2 separate regions of the Homo sapiens genome follow, and region 2 is linked to region 1. Evidence: read pairs that join two places in POLR2A ChIA-PET (ENCODE). Cell type or tissue: K562. All regions are shown on one strand. Links, peaks and the distances in the headings refer to the core of each region. The heading gives the core; the rest is flanking DNA.

What was found. Peaks named below come from ENCODE experiments on the same cell type or tissue, not always from the same donor. Only the 100,000 strongest peaks of a DNase experiment are listed, where the experiment ranks them.
Region 2: POLR2A ChIA-PET joins it to region 1 with 5 read pairs; 3 of 35 experiments call an interaction of 5 or more read pairs at or near these places.

The regions. Positions count from the first base shown.
Region 1 is chr1:11,047,766-11,058,243 of GRCh38, reverse strand. It overlaps SRM (spermidine synthase), which reads left to right. Exons shown (of 8, transcript NM_003132.3): 4 at 1,487-1,640; 5 at 2,150-2,233; 6 at 2,318-2,463; 7 at 3,160-3,282; 8 at 3,359-3,655. The coding sequence ends at 3,379. Among named protein-coding and RNA genes, the nearest start is that of MASP2, 5.8 kb to the right of the region's middle. RefSeq lists enhancers at 4,830-5,079, 5,410-5,489, 6,097-6,176. In K562, for the core only: no CTCF peak of the experiment used is centred there; DNase peaks (open chromatin) are centred at 4,253, 4,873, 5,223 and 5,903.
Region 2 is chr1:11,318,301-11,328,778 of GRCh38, reverse strand. No RefSeq gene overlaps it. Among named protein-coding and RNA genes, the nearest start is that of UBIAD1, 50 kb to the right of the region's middle. In K562, for the core only: a CTCF peak has its summit at 8,427 (motif pointing left); a DNase peak (open chromatin) is centred at 8,438; H3K27me3 peaks cover 2,903 bases.

The DNA.
Region 1 (10,478 bases), core at 2,202-7,201:
GCCCCAAGACAGCTCAACTATTTGTACGTTACCCCTTACACTCAGTAGCTGCTCACTAAAATCATGCTACGTGCCAGGTGTTGCCCGGGTATGGGGACAGTGGTAGACGACAGATCAGTCCCTGCCCTCTAGGAGCTGATGTCCTAGTTAAAGGAGACATCAGATGGCCAGACGTGGTGGCTCACACCTGTAATCCCAGCACTTTGGGACGCCAAGGCGGGCAGATCACCTGAGGTCAGGAGTTCAAGAGCAGCCTGGCCAACCTGGTGAAACCCCATTTCTACTAAAAATACAAAAATTAGCCGGGCATGGTAGTGCATGTCTGTAAACCCAGCTACTAGGGAGGCTGAGGTGGAAGAATTACTTGAGCCCGGGAGGCGGAAGTTGCAATGAACCGAGATCTCGCCACTGCACTCCAGCCTGGGTGACAGAGGAAGAATCTGTCTCAAAAAAAACAAACAACAAAAATAGAGACATCAAAGGATGGTCTGATGAAGGCAAGACAGGGGCTGGGGGACAGGAGAAGGCAGGGTTCCTGTGAATGCATGGGGGGTGGTCAGGGCAGGCCTCCAGGAGGTGGCGTTTGAGCTGAGACCTCAGTGAAAAGCAGGTGGCCGTGTGCAGGGAGGGGGAGGTTCTCCTGGCCAGAGGTTGGAATTGCATCCTTCTAAAATAGGAAACAGGCCAAGCGCTGGTGGCTCACACCTGTAATCTCAGCACTCTGGGAGGCTGAGGCGGGCAGATCACAAGGTCTCTACTAAAAATAAAAAAAAAAAAAAAAAAATGGCCCAGCTTGGTGGCGTGCGCCTGTAATCCCAACTACTCGGGAGGCTGAGGCAGGAGGGTGCAGTGAGCTGAGATCGTGCCACTGCACTCCAGCCTGGGCAGCAGAGCAAGACTGTCTCGAAAAATAAATAAAATAGGAAGCGACAAGAAAGCCACTCAGATGGGGCGATTTGGTCTGGAAGGAGGGGGTAGGGATGGGAGAGAGGAGCCCAAGCCGCCGGCAGGAGCCAGCTCTCAAGGAGAAATGGAGGTACCAGAGTTCTCCCCGCTTTACACATTATAAACTGAGGTTCCCAAAAGGGGCCAGGTGTGGTGGCTCACAGCTGTAATCCTAGCACTTTTGGAGGCCGAGGTGGGAGGATCGAGGAGTTCGAGGCAACATAGGGAGACTCTATCTCTACCAAAAATTTAAAAAGTAGCCAAGTATGATTGAACACACTTGTCCCAGCTACTCAGGAGGCTGATGGGGGAGGATCACCTGAGCCCCGGAGGCCGAGGGTGTAGTGAGCCATGATCGATGCCACTGCACTCCAGCCTGGGCCACAAAGTGAGACCCTGTCTCAAAAAAAAATAATAAAAAAAAGGGAAGGGGTTGGCCAAGGCGGCTTGCCTGTGAGGCACTTGGAGAGTCCCACGTGGCTGTGCTGGCTCCAGGTCCCCCAGCCCCTTGGCCCAGACTGGTCCCTCCCATCCCCTCCAGGATGTCATCCAAGTCTCCAAGAAGTTCCTGCCAGGCATGGCCATTGGCTACTCTAGCTCGAAGCTGACCCTACATGTGGGTGACGGTTTTGAGTTCATGAAACAGAATCAGGATGCCTTCGACGTGATCATCACTGACTCCTCAGACCCCATGGGTAAGCAGTGGATGGGCCCCAGGGTTTTCTGGCAGCTGCAGGTCTGGAGGTCAGCCTCCCCCAGGCCTTCAGAGTAAAGGATAGAGCGGCCTCCCACCCCCCGAACTAGAGCTGTACTTTTCCCTTCTCATTTGTTACCTGCCCTCTGAAACATGGCTCAGGACAGTAGGCAGGAGCCAGGCGACTGCCCAGATTCACAAGCTGGTGACCAAGGAGAGTGGGGATCTGGCATTGGGACACTGAGGACCCTGTGTCCTCTTCAGCCTCCCCTCTGCTCTGAAGTGGTCAGCACTGGAGTGGGGGCAGGTTCTAGTCTTGAACGAAGGCCTAGGTTAGAGGTTCCTCTGCTGTGGTGCCAATGAGACTCCCCCAAGAATGGGATTCAGGTGTGGATCCCCCACAGACCTGGGTTCAGATCCTGGCTCTGGCCACCTGGTAGCTGTGTGGGTGACAGTGGCCCTGGAGGTCACAGCCAGACTGTTCAGTGTGTCTCCCTCTGTCTTCCCCAGGCCCCGCCGAAAGTCTCTTCAAGGAGTCCTATTACCAGCTCATGAAGACAGCCCTCAAGGAAGATGGTGTCCTCTGCTGCCAGGGTGAGCCACAGGCCTGGAGCACTGGGGCGGGGCGGGGTGGGGCAGGGCAGGCCCTGCCGGATGCTGATGCTTAGGGGCCCCCAGGCGAGTGCCAGTGGCTGCACCTGGACCTCATCAAGGAGATGCGGCAGTTCTGCCAGTCCCTGTTCCCCGTGGTGGCCTATGCCTACTGCACCATCCCCACCTACCCCAGCGGCCAGATCGGCTTCATGCTGTGCAGCAAGAACCCGGTGAGATGGGGGTGTCTGGGGGTGGGGGTTGGGGGGAAGGTGGGCATAAATAGAGATCCCTGCCCCTGCCGGGCGCGGTGGCTCACACCTGTAATCCCAGCACTTTGGGAGGCTGAGGCGGGCAGATCACAAGGTCAGGAGATCGAGACCATCTTGGCTAACACGGTGAAACCCCGTCTCTACTAAAAATACAAAAAAATTAGCCAGGCATGGCAGCGCGCGCCTGTAGTCCCAGCTGCTGGGGAGGCTGAGGCAGGAGAATGGCGTGAACCCGGGAGGCGGAGCTTGCAGTGAGCCGAGATTGCGCCACTACATTCCAGCCTGGGTAACAGAGGAAGATTCCGACTCAAAAAAAAAAAAAAACCCTCCCCAGGCCAGGTGCGGTGTCTCATGCCTGTAATTCCAGCATTTTGGGAGACCAAGGTGGGCGGATCACTTGAGGTCAGGAGTACAAGACCAGCCTGACCAACATGGAGAAACCCCATCACTACTCAAAATACAAAAAAAAAAAAAATTAGCCGGGCGTGGTGGCGCGTACCTGAGGCTGAGGCAGGAGAATCACTTGAACCTGGGAGACAGAGGTTGCAGTGAGCTGAGATGACGCCACTGCACTCCAGCGTGGCAACAGTGAGACTCCGTCTCAAAAAAAAAAAAAAAAAAGTGCCCCCCCTGATGTGCCCCTGGCCCGGTCCCCAGAGCACGAACTTCCAGGAGCCGGTGCAGCCGCTGACACAGCAGCAGGTGGCGCAGATGCAGCTGAAGTACTACAACTCCGACGTGCACCGCGCCGCCTTTGTGCTGCCCGAGTTTGCCCGCAAGGTGGGTGGCCTGCGGGGCTGGGTGGTGGGACCCAGGGACCCAGAGCGCCCTCCTGACTGGCCTCATGTCCCTCCAGGCCCTGAATGATGTGAGCTGAGCCCAGGCGCCACCACTGATGCCACCCAGGACCTCGGACCTTGGAGCCTGCGGGGTGCCTCGGCCCCTCCAGCCCCGGGCCGGACCTCCTGCTGGCTCTCGCCCACCAACCAAGTGTTACAAGCCCCAGAATGCTGCCCGGCCTGCCCTGCTGGGCGGACTGTCTGTGTGTCTGTCTCTCTGGCGTTCCACCTCCAAGCCTATACCAGCTGTGTACAGCGCCATCTCTCTGCCTTCTGTTGCCCCTCACTCACCAAACACGTGTATTTATAGCAAAGATTGGAGTCCTGTGTCTCCTGACCTTGGCTGGGCCCAGGCAGGGCCACATTCACCATTGGGTGCCTCTGGGGTGAGGGTCTGCAGAGGCCTTGCTGGCTGACCCCCAAGTGTCTGCTGCAGGGCTGAGGCTGCAGGCGGGCCATCGTGGATAGCCTGGGGCACAGAGGGTCACCGCAGTCGTCACGTGGGACCCAGAGCTGTCCTGGGAAGCTGACTTAGCTGTCCTTTTACCAAGCCCTTCACAAGGCCACTGGTGACAGCCCCCCAGGGCAGTGGGGTGGGTGAGATCAGGGTGGGGCTGCCCGGGAGCATTCTCAGAAAAATTGGGGACACTCACAGGTGTAAGTCAGGTCCCATCCAGGTACTCCAGGGCAAATACAGGAAGGGGTGGCGGGGCTGGTTACCTTCGGCCTTTTTAAGCACATCAGGAGCTTAACACTGGCCCAGTGACTGTGCCCTGACTCCACCCGGCATTCAGACTTGGGTTCAAATTCCCACCATGCCCCGCCCCCTATGTGGACAAATTGAGAAAGCAAGTGTGGGCACCCCACCAGGGACTGCGAGGACCAGGGCTGTCCCCTCTCCAAGGTGCTGAACTCCCGCCTTCCAGGACCCAACGGTGGTGGGAGGACAGGAAAGGAACCCTCTTTGCATGGGCCTGAGTTGCCAACCCCTTTCCCCACCCTGGGCAGGGGCTGGGCTAGCGGACGCATCAGGGAGGGAGGCCCCACTCCCAGCCGAGGCAGCCACCTTGGAGCCCTAACTCACCCGGGTATGTTTTCTGGGACACCAGAGTAAGGGGGATTCAGTTTCGCCATCAACTCTGGCTTCAGGCCAGTCATAGCCCTCCAGTCTCCACCTGCCCCCCACTCCCCACCCCTGTGAATTCACCAGACTGAGCACCTTCAGACCTTTGGCCCATCAGCAGATCTGACCTCAGGCTAACTTCTCCAGGCCACCCTGACCTTTCAAATCAGTCTGGGGAGCTGGCGTCTGCCCCCGGGCCTTCATAGTCTCAGGGAAGGCCCGAGAGGAGCAGCTGGCGTTCAGGTGGGTTGGCAGGGGCTATTTCTGGAGCCTGACAGGCCAGGCTGCAGCTGGGTGGGCCAGGCACTTTCATTTAACCTTCACAACCACCTGCCCGCCAGGCATTGTTCCTGCTGCACAGAGGCAAGGCGATGTGCCTAAGGACACACAGCCAATCAGCAGCCACCGTCCGACGCCACTCCACCCTGCTCACCCCAGGGTCTCCTGCATCTCAGGCCAGGCACTCTGGAGGTCCCGGCATGGATGGTCTCTCTGACATCTACTCCCTGGCCAAGATCCAGGCAGGGAATGCTGCCCCCTTAGAGGGACGATCCCGTGACCCCCTAAGTGTGAGGGCCTTTCCCCAAGGGCTCTGGAATCGGTCCAGATCTCAATCTCAACTCTGCCTCCCTCAGCTCTGTGACCTGCAGCCACGCAGGCCCTCTGCCGGTTACCCCGATGTCAGAGGGGGAGCACACCGTCCCTGTTAGGAAGCTTTGGTGAGAAGCACGTGCGACGCAGCCCTCAACCAGTGCCGGCCCGAGAGAAGGGAGGGTGGACCAGGTTGTGGAAACAGCCGGGGCCATCTGGGAGGCAGGAGATCTGGGAAGCAGCTGCAGGAAGATGAAGTTGCCGGCAGCGTAGATCCTGCGCCTCCCCAGCCTATAGTCTATACACACACCTGGCCGCCGCGAAGAGGCATGCACCAGGGATGGGGGCAAGCCTGAGCCCCACGACTGGGTGGGTGCGATGCAGCCCAGGATGATCTGCTGAAACAGAAACAGCCTTGATGAGGACACAACCTGGGTCCCCCAGCGTCCCAGAAATCTTTGGGCCACAAACAGGCCCAGTGTGGCATGGGGAATAACATCAATCCTATCTAGACTTTTCAAAATTTGATTTATGATAATTAGCCAGGCCCCTGGCTTAAGGATTCATGGGTCCGTGCGGCTTGTCAGAAGAAAAATCACAGTCCTCCTCCCGCAGCCCCTTTCCCTCTTGGAGCTGATTATTTGGGGTTTATCTTCTGTAGTAGAAGAAGAAATCGATTTGGTGTTTGTCCCCAGTTCCTGTCACGGAGCCGCTAACACCTTTGGAAATTCCTGATCGGTAGGCGTGTCTTGTCGTTCATTATATGCTCTGTTAGAGAACTCCCGAGTTTATGCTAATGCAGTGGTCTAGGGTAGAGCCCCGGGGGAGCCTCAGGGTGGGGCTGGTAAGTAAGACCTAAAGACTGAAGGGTTGGGACTTTCACCCCACCCAATGACTGCCAGGAAAGGATCAGGAGGGCTCTGGAGATGAAGCTGTACAAATTCATGAACAATGAGCGCAGCCCCGGGTGGTGGCTCATGCCTGTAATCCCAGCACATTGGGAGGCCGAGGTGCGCAGATCACTTGAGGCCAGGAGTGTTGGGAGGGCAACATGGCAAAACCTCGTCTCTACTAAAAACACAAGCATTATCCTGGTGTGGTGGCGCACGTCTATAACCCCAGCTACTCGGAAGGCTGAGGCAGGGGAATCACTTAAACCCAGGAAGCGGAAGTTGTGAAACTGCCTTTGCCAAATTATGACTGAGACAGTGAAAGAGACCTAACTTAGCCAACTCCATCTTGCTTCTAGCCTCCAAGCTGTCCTTCTTCATTCCTGGGCGTAGGCTGAACTAACGTTGGGAGAAATTTAGTTTATAGTTTAAACAAAGACGGTCACAGCCCTTTCTCAAAGCAGATGTTCTTGCCTGGGGACTAGACTGTCTTTGTAGGATTAACATTAGCCACAAGATTAGAAATTATGGTTTAGAGTCATGCAGCTGGAGGCTACGAGATTCCCACCCTCCCTAAACTGCTCCTAAGATCAGTGCTTGAGATATTTTGCAGATCCTGCCTTGATGGATCAGCCGGCACCACCCAGATGGATAAACGGGCTCATCTGATCTTGTGACCCCCACCCAGGACTCAGTGCAAGAAAACAGCTCTGACTCCGACTGCCTGTGATTTCATCTCTGACCAGTCAGCACTCCTGGCTCACTGGCTTCCCCCTACCCACCAGGTTATCCTTAAAAACTCTACTCCCCGAATGTTCGGGGAGACTGATTTGAGTAATAGTAAAATTCTGGTCTCCCGCACAGCCAGCTCTGCGTGAATTACTCTTTCTCTATTGCAATTCCCCTGTCTTGATGAATCAGCTCTGTCTAGACAGCTGGCAAGGTGAACCCCTTGGGCGGTTACAGTTACAGTGAGCCGAGATCGCGCCACTGCGCTCCAGCCTGGGTGACAGAGCAAGACTCTGTCTTAAAAAAAAAAAGGAAAAAAAAGAAAAAAACCAGTTAAAGAAAATAAAAGGAAAAAGCAAAAGAAAAAATAAAAGAATAATTCTGGACAGAAATAGAGTTATAATTTAGCATTGATCAGGCTGCACTCTGGCCCGCCTCCATGTAACTGACAGTCAGGTAGCACCGCGCCTGACCAGGCTTTTGTTTAAGAATTGCTTGAGTTAGGGCACTGTGGCTCATGCCTGTAATCCCAGCACTTTGGGAGGCCGAGGCGGGCGGATCACCTGAGGTCAGGAGTTCAAGACCAGCCTGACCAACATGGTGAAACGTGGTCTCTGCTAAAAGTACAAACATTAGCCGGGTGTGGTGGCGGGCACCTGTAAGCCCAGCTACTGGGGAGGCTGAGGCAAGAGAATTGCTTGAACTTGGGAGGCGGAGTAGCTGGGCTTACAGGCACGTCCATGCTGGTCTCAAACCCCTGACCTCAAGTGATCCACCCGCCTCGGGCTCCCAAAGTGCTGGGATTAAGGCTGGGCCCAGTGTCAAGAGTTCAAGACCAGCCTGACCAAATGGAGAAACCCCATCTCTACTAAAAATACAAAATTAGCCGGGTGTGGTGGTGCATGCCTGTAATCCCAGCTACTAGGGAGGCTGAGGCAGGAGAATCACTGGAACCCAGGAGGCGGAGGTTGCAGTGAGCCGAGATCGCGCTATTGCACTCCAGCCTGGGCAACGAGCAAAACTCCATCTCAAAAAAAAAAAAAAAAAACAAACCACCAAAGTGCTGGGATTCCAGGTGTGAGCCACCGCATCTGGCCTTATGATAACATTTTATCTCCTACACAGCTTCTTGTTTTCCCTGGAGGTTCTTTTTTTGTTTGTTTCTCATTTACTTAGTTTTCAATAAATTTATCACTAATTTGGCCCCAAATTTTTCACCAATTCTCTAATGCTCCTTGGACTCAACAGGTGTTCTGTCATCGTCCCCTTTCTGGAGAAGCTGTCCAGAGCCTTCTCACCGCCCCCAATGGAGTCCCTTAGTGAATGGCATCTCTTGGACCTTATGTCTTCCTATTGAAACCACCCTTGCAAAATTATGACATAACCGACCCCATCCTGCTCCTGACCTCCAAGCTGACCCTGCTCATTCCTGGGTGTAGGCCCAGCTGACCGGCGGAGGAATTTAGAGTTTAACTTGAAACAAGAATAATAATAGTTCTCCCTAAAACTACTCTCTTCCCTGTTCGGGGGCTGAACCACCACCTTGGTAAGATTTTTTTTTTTGAGACGGAGTCTTGCTCTGTCACCCAGGCTGGAGTGCAGTGGCGCGAGCTTGGCTCACTGCAAGCTCCGCCTCCCGGGTTCACGCCATTCTCCTGCCTCAGCCTCCCAAGTAGCTGGGACTACAGGTGCCCACCACCACACCCGGCTAATTTTGTATTTTTAGTAGAGACGGGCTTTCACCGTGTTAGCCAGGATGGTCTCAATCTCCTGACCTCGTGATCCACCCACCTCAGCCTCCCAAAGTGCAGGGATTACAGGTGTGAGCCACCGTGCCCGGCCTCCACCTTGGCAAGATTAATGAGCAGTCACAAGACAGGTGTAGTTTCTTTCTTTCTTTTTCTTTTCTTTTTTTTTTTAAGATGGAGTCTCGGCTGGACATGGTGGCTCACGCCTGTAATCCCAGCACTTTAGGAGGCTGAGGCTGGCGGATCACAAGGTCAGGAGTTCGAGACCAGCCTGGCCAACATGGTGAAACCCTGTCTCTACTAAAAATACAAAAATTAGCCTGGCGTGTTGACACATGCCTCTAATCCTAGCTACCTGGGAGGCTGAGGCAGCAGAATCGCTTGAATCCAGGAGGTGGATGCTGCAATGAGCTGAGATCGTACCACTGCCCTCCAGCCTGGGACAGAGCGAGACTCCGTCTATTTTTTTTTTTTTTTTTTTTTTTTTTTGAGATGGAGTCTCGCTGTGTCCCAGGCTGGAGTGCAGTAGCACAATCTTGGCTCATTGCAGCCTCCAGGTTCAAGCGATTCTCCTGCCTCAGCCTTCCAGGTAGCTGGGATTACAGGCACGCAACACCATGCCCAGCTAAGTTTTGTATTTTTAGTAGAGATGAGGTTTAACTCCAAAATAATTCTTTTTCCTGATCTTTTGCATGTGATTTACTATTTGATTTTTCTCTTTCTCTTTGTTTGTAAAACATAATTATTCTCTCCAGTGTTTTTAAATATGTGTAAAGCTGTATTAATATTTTTATCTCCTTTTCTGGGCACTTGGGGCACACTTTCGATCAGTATCACGTTCTTCAGTTCTGGGAAATTTTCTTGCATTATTATTATTGCTATGTATGTATTTTTTGAGACAAAATCTTACTCTGTCACCCAGGCTGGAGTTCAATGGCATGAACATGGCTCACTGCAACCTTGAGACCTCCTGGGCTCAAGCGATTGTCCCATCTCAGCCTGCCAAGTAGCTGGGACTAAAGGTGCATGCCACCATGCCTGGCTAATTTAAAAAAATTTTTTTTTTTTTTAGAGACAAGGTCTTGCTATGTTGCCCAAGCTGGTCTTGAACTCCCGGTCTCAGGCGACCCACCTGCCTCAGCCTCCCAGCCTCCTGGGATTATGGGCAGGAGTCACTACACCCAGCCAGAGTCCCGGTCTCTAAAAGAAAATAGGCCAGGCATGGTGGCTCACGCCTGTAATCCCAGCACTTTGGGAGGCTGAGGCGGGTGGATCACCTGTGGTTGGGAGTTCGAGACCAGCCTGACCAACATGGAGAAACTCCGTCTCTACTAAAAATACAAAACTAGCCGGACGTGGTGGCGCATGCCTGTAATCCCAGCTACTCGGGAGGCTGAGGCAGGAGAATTGCTCGAACCCCGGAGGCAGAGGTTTGGTGGCTCACACCTGTAATCCCAGCACTTTGCGAGGCTGAGGCAGGTGCATCGCTTTGGCTCAGGAGTTCAAGACCAGCCTGGGCAACACAGGGAGACCCCCATCTCTACAAAAAACAAAAACAAATATAAAGGGGATAAAAAAAAAAAAAAGACAAGACATGAATCCATGAGGACAGAGTGTGGAAGAGGAAGCAGCAGCCTCAAAGTTCTGGAAGCTGGAAGAACAGATAAACAGGTGTGAAATAACTGCCTGGAAAGCAACTTCTTTTTTTTTTTTTTTTTTTTTGAGGTGGAGTCTCACTCTGTCGTCCAGGCTGGAGTGCAGTGGTGCGATCTCGGATCACTGCAACCTCCGCCTCCCAGGCTCAAGCAATTCTCCTGCCTCAGCCTCCCGAGTAGCTGGGATTATAAGTGCGCGCTGCCACACCTGGATGATTTTTGTATTTTTAGTAGAGATGGGATTTCACCATGTTGGTCAGGCTGGTCTCAAACTCCCAACCTCGTGATCCACCCACCTTGGCCTCCCAAAGTGCTGGGATTACAGGTATAAGCCACCGAGCCCAGCCAAAAGCGACTTCTAAGCCTGCAAGGGAATCGGGAATTGGTGGCACCAGGTCCTT
Region 2 (10,478 bases), core at 3,679-8,678, 270 kb before region 1:
ATAAAATTGCAGGCAAGGATGACCCAGAGGACATGATTTACTCACGGTGGGGAAAAGCTTTCAATAAGCTCCCTCCATAAAAGGCCATTAAGGGAGCGGAATTACCACAGGCTAAGGGGCAAGTGTTATGGATTCCAGAGTGGTTTAAGCAGAGGAATTAAAGAGGCATTCAGAGCCGGGAGACATTATTAATAACCACACCAGGCACTTTTAAAGGCCTTCATCGCAGCCAGCTGTGACGGCACTAACTCCTTGGCTCTTGGGCCTCTAGTGGAGATGGGACGGGCAAGCTGAGGATCAGCTCATTCCACTTTTAGGCTGGATCAGTGGATGGGAGGGCTGAGGTCTTAGAGCCGAGGGGTTCCCAGGAGATTCCCGGATCACACACTTTCTGGTGCTGAAAGATCAAACTCCAGGAAGGAAGGGCCTGCCTCCAATCTCACTAGCAGGGCTGAGGAGGCTTGTGCCGTCAAGGAGCATGTGGGGCCGGGCGCGGTGGTTCATGCCTGTAATCCCAGCACTTTGGGAGGCCAAGGCGGGCGGATCACTTGAGTCCGGGAGATCGAGACCAGCCTGGGTAACATGGCAAAACCCCATCTCTACAAAAAAATACAAAAATTCGCCGGGCGTGGTGGTGTATACCTGTAGTCCCAGCTACTTGAGAGGCTAAGGCAGGAGGATCAACTGAGCCCGGGAAGTCGAAGCTGCGAAGATGCAGTGAGCTGTGATTGTGCCACTGCACTCCAGCCTGGGAGACACAGCGAGACCCTGTCTCAAAAAAAAAAAAAAAAAAAAAAAAAAAACCACTTCAGAGCAGAGAGACTCCACCTTTCCCATCCAGAGGGTCCAGGAGAGGGAGAGCTCCCTGAGGAGGAGGAGGCTGCTCTTCCTGGCCTCCTGCTCTCCAGGACCCTAGTGAAGCCTGCACGCAGGCCTGAAGAAGCTGAGTCTCCCCTATTATATGGGCCGCCCTATCCTACCCGGATCACAGGCTCAGTCACGGAGCACCTTTCTCTCCTGGATGAAAAGTCCAAATCCACTTGCTTCCACCCTCTCCTCCCAACCCATTTTCAAAGCTCAGTTCAAGCAATACCCTTTTCACAAAGCCCCCTGAGCTGCACCCTCTCCACTCCCTGTGCTCCATAATGCGGGCAGACAAGGACCCTGCTTCCACAAGGTTCCAGCCCAGCTCTTCCCACTCAGTGCCCGCTTCAGGTCTTCCGAGAGGCCTGTGCTCCTGGAGACAGGTGGGCACAGAGAGGCCCTGGAAGGACCTGGACAAACTCTGTAGGGGGCTGAATTCTGAGCAGGGTCACCTGGCACCTCCATCCTGGCTCCACCCCAGCTCTGTCCTCTGCAAGTTCTCCTTCCCAGAATGTATCTCTCCCTCTGAAATTAGCATTCCTTTTAAATGTTTTCACACTCTCAAATCATTCCTTAAATGTATGTATTAACTGCCAAAATGACTTGCCTTAGCTGCTTCACCCGGCCTCACATTAATCTCACACAACCCTATTACACTTAACATGCCTCGTCCTCTCCGCTCAGCCTCATAAACTCAGGGCGACTTCAGAACCGTCCTTGGTGCCCATGGCTTGCAGCCGCAGAGGGCCGGATGCCACCTGGAGGGCCAGGGGGAGGAACCACTGTCCCACTGGGCCTAACGGCCACAGGTCGGGGGGCTTAGGGCCAGAGACCCCAGGGAAAGCTGCCTGCCTCAGCTGCCCCTTTCTGAGCTACTCGCTGCACCAGCAGCATCACCTTGACCTTAGGAGGGTGACTTTCACCTTTCCTAAGGGAGAAAGCTGAGTATGAGAACTGAAGTCCCTGGCCCAAGCAAAAGCCAGGATGTGAACCCCAGGCACTCTGGGTCCAAAGCCCAAGCCCTTGGCTGCCACACTGCACTCCCCAAGGAGAAGCTTGCAGAAAGGAGGTGATGAGGCCGAGAGCGGTGGCTCACGCCTGTAATCCCAGCACTTTGGGAGGCCCAGGTGGGCAGATCACTTGAGATCAAGAGTTCAAGACCAGCCTGGCCAACATGGTGAAACCCCGTCTCTACTAAAAATACAAAAATTAGCTGGGCGTTCTGTAAGTTCTCCTTCCCAGAATGTATCTCTCCCTCTGAAATTAGCATTCCTTCTAATTTGGTGGTGGCACACGCCTGTAGTCCCAGCTACTTGGGAGGCTGAGGCAGAAGAATCACTTGAACCTGGGAGGTAGAGTTTGCAGTGAGCTGAGATCACCCCCATGCATTCCAGCCTGGGCGACAGAGCGAGACTCTGTCTAAAAAAAAAAAAAAAAGTAGGTGATGGGCAGGAGATGGTCTTGGCCACCTACTGACTGTGTGACCTCAGGCAAGGGCAATTAAGAGATAAAAGCAGGCCTTTATTATTTATAATTCTTCACTATAATCATACATTGAATCCTCATCACAGCATTAAGTGGATGCTATAACCACCATTCTATAGATAAAAAAGTTGATGCACAGAGAGGTTAAGTAACCTGCCCAAGGATGCAGAGCTAAAACGTTTTGAGCCAGGACTCAAAGCCTCCACATTATAGGGCCCCTTGGTAATGACCAGAGAAGCCCATGATCAACTCCTTTCTTCCATGTGGCCCCCGCCCCAGTCGTTAACAGCTTGTAGCTTCTCGTCCCAAGTCTAGTATAACTTTCAGATCCAACTGCATCTTTAGACCCAGAGAACCCTCTCATTTGGCCCAAGTGAAGATGTCCAAGAGAAGGATCACCAACCCCAGCTTGGCCCTGCACTGCACCCAGCCCCAGCCCCGGGGGCAGTGGTCACCTGGCACCTGAGCAAGTATAGCCTCATCTTGGTAATATCTCACTAGAATTCTTCGGGCTTTTCCACTGGGATTGGGACTCCCTGTTGACAGGTTGGGACACCCTTTCTGATTCAGCCTATGTCCAAGAGGCAGGGCAGGGCAGTGTCCAGAGGCCCTGGTATTCTCACCAGTTTTTTTTTTTTTTTTTTTTTTTTGAAAGAGAGTCTCGCTCTGCAGCCCAAGCTGGAGTGCAGTGACGCAATCTTGGCTCAGTGCAACTTCAGCCTCCCAGGTTCAAGGGATTCTCCTGCCTCAGCCTCCCAAGTAGTTGGGACTACAGGTGCACACCACCACACCACACCCGGCTAATTTTTTTATTTTTTTATAGAGACAGGGTTCTGCCATGTTGGCCAGGCTGGTCTCGAACTCCTGGCCACAAGTGATCCGCCCACCTCGGTCTTCCAAAGTGCTTGGATTACAGACATGAGCCACCATGCCCAGCCCCATCACCTCCTTTCCGCAAGCTCATCCTCCTTTCTCATCCTTACCAGGAAAATGCCAATAGGACAGGTGACCCAGAAACACCGCCCCACCCCCAGGCCCCTGCATGACTGGGCACATATTCTGAAGACCACTGTCAGGCTAGACTGTAAGAGCCTAACCTAGAGCAGAGATCTCTGTCCTCCAGAACCTGTACAGTGCTCCACCCTCTGCCCATAATGAGGGTCCTCAGGCCGGGACATCTGATTCCCAAGTTTGCTCCGGAGCCACCTGTGTATCTTAGCCTTCGAGGGCAGGAGGAGGCAGAGTTCCAGGGTGGGCGGGAGGCGGACGGAGTGGGGTTGCCAGGTCAGTGACGGGGTCCTCGCTCCCTCCCTGGGATACAGCAGTCCTGGGGCCTCCCTGATGTGATTTACCCGACAATGACAACCTTTAATGTCCGCCCTGTTATAATCTCCTTTATCTTAATACAATCTTTTCCTGTTGAACTCTCCAGAGTCCCAACTGTGATTTTCAACGGAGGGATTTTTTTTATTATTATTACGACTTGATACTGTGATTACCGTCAAACTCTCAGTCTTTGTGGAAGGGAAATTAATAAGTTTTTCTTAAGCACTCTGCACAGGCCCTGCATACTGATGAAGCCGGGCCAGCTCCCCTACGGCAGGAGTCAATTACCCATCTGGCCTCCTGCCTGGCCTTCAGAGACCCAACAGTTCTCCTGTGTGGGGGCGGCGGTCATTAGGTGCCGGGTCCCAGCGCCTCCTCCGGGAAGTGCCGGGCCACCCTGAGGGGTCAAAGATCTACCCTGCTCCATTCTCAGCTGTGTCTTGGGGCAGGAACTGCCTGTGTTGAATCCCAGAACTAGAAGAGACCTTAGTTTTCAGCTCATCAAACACCTCCAGGCATTTGTACAAATTGATCGCTCTGCCTGCAACACTTTTCACTTTGCCTGGCTAATTCCTCAGATCCTTCAGGTCCCAGGTTAGCTGCCACCCCCCAGGAAGCCTTCCTGTCCCCCCAGGTAGAGGTTAAGTACATCCTTTTCTTGCACCTGGAGTCTCCCAGGCTTATACCTGTTGTAGAATTTATTTAGGTTTTTTGTTTTGTTTGTTTGTTTTTGAGACAGGGTCTCACTCTGTCACCCAGGCTGTAGTATAGTGATGTGATCACAGCTCACTGCAACCTTGAACTCCTGGGCTCAAGGGATCCTCCTGTTTTTCCCTTCTCACATTACAGGCGGAGGAACTGAGGCCGAGCAAGATGCGACCAGCCTCAGTCACAGACATCTAATGGCAAGGCGGGGGCTGTGGTTCCTAGGGTGGCATTCAGGTTCTCTAACTTGCATCCCTTCCGAGGTGTGTTTTGGTTTTCAGTGTGGCTGCAATCCCTCTCTCTGCATTGTCCTTGTCCTGTCCTAATTGGGCTGAAGGACTGGCAGGTGACATCTCTTACCCCCTCAGGGAGAGTAAGTGAAGACACAGCCTACCCCACCTAACCCTGCCCTGACCCAGCCCCAGCTGTGCCAGGCACAGGTGAGAGAAGGGCTCCCAGGGGCTTCCTGCCAGCTGGCTGCCTACTGGGGCAAGCGTGGCAGTGAATAAGCAAGCAAAACAAACACACCTTCCTAGGCAATGAGGCAGTCCCAGTGCCAGGAGGGACCAGAGGGCCTGGAGATGGCCCAGGCTGGGCCTGGCAGGTGGAACAAAGTTCTTAGATTGCCCCTGAGAAGAGACCCCTCTCCCTCAGGCTCCCCACCCAATTCCACTGATGGAGATCAGAGTGGGTGCAAAGGGAGAGTGAGGTTAGACCTCAGGAGAAGACTGCCAGGCATGAGGAAGTTCTGCCTTCCCTGGGGACACCAGGAAAATGACAGCAGTCAAAGGAAGCTCAAGTTGGAGGCTTGAAGCTATCCCATAGAAGTCAAGACCCGGCTCCTCTGGCCGCTGGGGCAGGAGTGTGCTGGTCTTGGCAGGGCTCGATGGCTCACACCTGTCCCAGAACTTTGGGAGGCCAAGGCAGGCAGATCACCTGAGGTCAGGAGTTCGAGATCAGCCTGACCAACATGGCCAAACCCTATCTCTACTAAAAATACAAAAATTAGCCAGGCGTGGTGGCGCTCACCTATAGTCCCAGCTATTTGGGAGGCTGAGATGGGAGAATTGCTCGAACCCGGGAGGCGGAGGTTGCAGTGAGCCAAGAAGGTGCCACTGCACTCCAGCCTGGGTGACAGAGCGAGACTCCGTCTCACATACACAGAAGCATACTGGTCTTGATATCCCTGCTCCAGCTAACATAGCAATGGATTCAGATAATCAGGCCTCAACTCTGTGCGGTGTGGTCTTACATTTCTCTGGTTGTAGGAGGAAGACACTGGGCCACCTGTCCCCTATAGACATTACCTGGGAGGGGAGCTAGCAAGGGAGACACATGAGATTTGGAGGAGAAAAGCACCAGATCCAAACTTATCCTGTTATAAGGATGGAGGCACACAGAGTGGGGATTTGACCCTTTCATTCATTCCTCCATTCAACAAACAGAGCACCTGGAAAGGTCCCTGTCCCACTCCAGAGCCGGAAGGTGGCCGTGAAACAGGAAGCCACATAAAATGACTTCAGCTAGGCCGGGTGCGGTGGTTCACACCTGTAATCCCAGCACTTTGGGAGGGCGAGACGGGCGGATCACGAGGTCAGGAGGTTGAGACCATCCTGGCTAACATGGTGAAACCCCGTCTTTACTAAAAATACAAAAATTAGCCGGGCGTGGTGGTTGGCGCCTGTAGTCTCAGCTACTCGGAAGGCTGAGGCAGGAGAATGGCGTGAACCCAGGAGGCGGAGTTTGCAGTGAGCCGAGGTCGCACCACTGCACTCCAGCCTGGGTGACAGATCGAGACTACATCTCAAAAACAAAAACAAAAACAAAAACAAAACAAAACAAAAATGACTTCAGCTAGAGGTGTGTGCCACATGGGGACGAAGTGGGGCTGCGGGGAGGGATCAGGGGAGCTAGAGATCAGGGGCTCTCTCTGCCCCGTGCAGAAGTGACTTGGGGGATGAGGGGGTCCACCTTCCCTGACCACTGCGGCTGCACAGTTCTCTAGCAGTGGGGATGGATAAGAGAGCTCCTTCCTGCACCACCGGGGCAGAGACAGTAGTCAGGCTCCAGACAGGCATGGGAATGGGAGGGCCAGGTGTCTGGGCTCAAGGGCGGCTGGGCCACAGTGGGGAGCCCGCAGGAGCTTGGGGGACACCTCTGCGGGGAGAGGGGAGGAAGCAGACTCTGGAGCTGGGCTGTGACAACAGAGTGATGACACATTACTCTTTCTAAGGAATTTAAAAACATTAATCACTGTAATTAGCAGAGCTGCCCAGCAGGCCTTCAGCCTGGCTATTAAAACATTGGCACAGGCTCCTGCCATGGCCTGGGTGATCTCCCCACAGCTGGCTGGTGCAGGAGGGCTTGGGGCTAGCTGCCAGGCTCAGCAGAAGGATGGAGGATGGGGCCTGGGTGCTCTGGGCAGGGCAGGGGCCACCGTCCCTTCCACATGTCTCCCTCCAGCTTCAATACGTCTTTGGGTCACCTGAATGGCCACATTCCCTAGCATGTGAGCACCACGAAGCAGGGAGCTTGCCTGTCTTGTTTGGTGACACAGTCAGTCCAGCATCCAGAAGAGTGCACAGTCACAGGAGTGCTGGAAAAGTGAAGAGAGAGAGAGAGAGAGAGAGGCTAATGCTCTCTCACCTCCAGGCATTTGTACAAACTGATCACTCTGCCTGGAATGCTTCACGTTGCCTGGCTAACTCCTCAGGTCTCAGGTTAGATGCCATCCCCCCAGAAAGCCTTCCAGTCCCCCCAGGTAGAGGTTAACTACATCCTCTTTTGCACCTGGAGTCTCCCAGGCTTATACCTGTTGTAGAATTTACTGAGGTGTGTGTTTTGTTTTGTTTTTTGGTTTTGGGTTTTTTTGTTTTTTTGTTTTTTTAAGATGGAGTCTCACTCCGTCAGCCAGGCTAGAGTGCAGTGACATGATCTCAGCTCACTGCAACCTCTTCCTCCCAGGTTCAAGGGATTCTCCTGCCTCAGCCTCCCAAGTAGCTGGGATTACAGGAGCGTACCACCACACCAGGCTAATTTTTGTATTTTTTAGTAGAGACAGGGTTTCACCATGTTGGCCAGGCTGGTCTTAAACTCCTGACCTCAAATGATCCACCCGCCTCAGCCTGCCAAAGTGCTGGGATTACAGGTGTGAACCACCACACCCGGCCTTGTTTTGTTTTTTGAGGCAGGGTCTCACTTTGTCACCCAGGCTGGAGTGCAGTGGCACCATCATGGCTCACCGCAAACTTAAACTCCTGGGCTCAAGCGATCCTCCTGCCTCAGCCTCCTGACTAACCAGGAGGATTAACCAGTCCAGGTGGACTAACCAGGTGGACTAACCAGTCCACCACCATGCCTGGCTAATTTTTTAATTTTTGTAGAGATGGGGTCTTGCTATGTTGCTCAGGTTGGTCTTGAACTCCTGGCCTCAAGTAATCCTCTTGCTTTGGCCTCCCAAAGTGCTGGGGTTACAGGTGTGTACCACCACACCTGGCCATGTAGAATTTAGTACACAATATTACAGCTGGTTTATGCATCTCTACCTCCACAAGACTGAACGCTACATGAGGACAGGGGCTATGGGCTCACCATGGTAGTCCCAAGGCTGAGCCCAGTGCTTGGCATATAGAAGGTGCTCAATAAAGATTTGTTGAATTAGTGAGTCAGTAAATCAATAAATAAGGAGCAGGAAGCCAGCTGCCGGCCTGCTGTGAGTGGCACCTGCTCTCCTCTGACTTCCAGTGGGCTGTGAGCTGCAGGCATGGGCAGAGGAGGGAAGGTGGATCCGGAGCCCATGCCCCTGGATGCCAAAGGTCCTCTTCCAGGCACCTTGAATCTCCTGGCACCTGTGCTTTAATAATGAAGATGCTGATCTCACAAACCAGAGCCTCCTGGGTCTTTGGGGAGTGGAGGGGAAGATCAACCTGTCACAAGAGCTCTGCCTCTGAACGCCCCTTGGTAGGGCATCCCCAGGACGGGTCCCTCTGCCTGGGCCCCAGCCCCTCGGCATCCCAGAAGGCATATATGGCCGCACTGGGAGCTCCCTCTAGTGGCAGACAGGCCCCGAGGGTCTGCTCAAGGTTGACCTTGTGCCCGCGGTGGGCAGGCAGGTGTCCGGGATGATGAAGTGGCCTCAGGGAGTGGGTGGGATTCACTCTTTGACGGTAAGAATGCATGCAAGTGCTCCGGAAACTGGAACAGGCCGCCGGAGTGGGAGTGGAGTGCTTCCACAGGGAGTGGAAGCAGGGGACCTGGTACAGGTGAGGCTGTAGGAGGGCTTGCTGGGTCTCTAGGGGCGAGTGGGCCAGGGATCAGGAGGTGGAAACGGTCCCTGTGAGGCCCCTTGCTGGGCGTGTGAGAGGTGGCATGGGGCAGGCACTCTGCTTGGGGCATGCCTCTGTGGCTCAGGGCACCGTGGACTCCATGCAGAGCCTTTGGGACTAGCACAGGTGAGTCAGCATCTTTCTGTTTCTTCAACACTTTGAGCCTCAGTTTCTTCACCAATAAAATGGGATAATGACACCTACCTGGCAGGTGTGGGGCCTAAATGAGATGAAGTGGGTGAAGCTCCTGGCATATAACAAATGCTTTTCAATGCTTTGGGTACCCAACCAGCCCTCCCCACCAACCCATCAACAATGGGACCAGAGCCCCCACTCAGTCCCTGCTCTCTGAGTTGGATTCCCCACCGATGCACCCCCATCCCCCTCATTTTTCCTCTTCCCAAAACTGAGAGTCACATCACAATCACATTGCTGGGTAAACAGCCCTGACCCCTGCCCCTTCTCTCCGAGGACTATGGGGAATTTTCACCTGTGATAAGCCAATGGCTGAGCCCTTCTGGGAAACCCTGTCTCCCCCAACCCCCCAGTTCTCAGAGTATCAGGGCCCAGGGTCCTCCTAATGCCGGTGGGAAAGTCATTAGGGAGGAATAAAGAAATAAGGAAAGGAAGGACTATGATTGTCCCAGAACCCCAAAGTTGGGTGGATGTCAGCTATTTCTGCGGCCCAGCCCTCCTATTTCCTGAGAAACCACCCCCATTTGTGTAGTCCTGGTGAGGCTGTCAAGCAAGTGCCGTGTCTCTCCAAAAGGGAGGGCATCTGGCTCAGCGGGATCAACCACAGCGTGCTGTCGTTCCTTTGGTAACAGTGATTGGGCTAAGTGTGTACATGTGACCGAAGCAAAGCCAATCCCATCCTTCCGTAGGATGTAAGTTGCAGGAGGGCGGGCTCTCGTTCCTTTGGTAACAGTGATTGGTCTAAATGTGCACATGTGACCCAAGCAAAGTCAATCCCATCCTTCAGTAGAACGTAAGTTGCAGGAGGGCAGGGAGTTTTGCCAGCAGTACTCAGTAGGTAGGGGCTCCATAAATACGTGCTGATTGAGCAGGTGAGTCTGATGGAGTTGCCGAGTGAGGGATGAGGGTGCTGGTGTGGGGCTGGTCTTGGTGGCCAGGAGAAGGTGTCAGGGTTACCACTAGCTTACACGGCATCTTATGTGTATTAGCAATAGGTGACTCCCCCAGGCAGATGAATTAGGAAAAATGTCTCTCTGGGGCAATGCTGCCTTATACCAGGACACAGAGCTTTGTAAGCAGAGCATTGAATGTATTTCAGCTCCCACCTGGCCCTTTGCTGGGGCCTTTGAGCAGTGCCCAGACTACCAACATACATGGACCCCACCTTCCCTTCCATGAAGACAGAACTGTGGGTGTATGAGGCTGAGAGAGAGAGACAGACAGATGGAGTCCTCAGAGTATCATTCAGTCCCTATATCCAGCCGGGCGCAGTGGCTCACGCCTGTAATCCCAGCACTTTGGGAGGCCGAGGTGGGTGGATCACGAGGTCAGAAGATAGAGACCATCCTGGCTAACACGGTGAAACCCCGTCTCTACTAAAAATCCAAAAACTTAGCCGGGCGTGGTGGTGGGCGCCTGTAGTCCCAGGTACTCGGGAGGCTGAGGCAGGAGAATGGCGTGAACCCGGGAGGCGGAGCCTGCAGTGAGCAGAGATTGCACCACTGCACTCCAGCCTGGAGCAAAACTCTGTCTCAAAAAAAAAAAAAAAATCCCTATATCCACGCCTGGGCTTCCTGT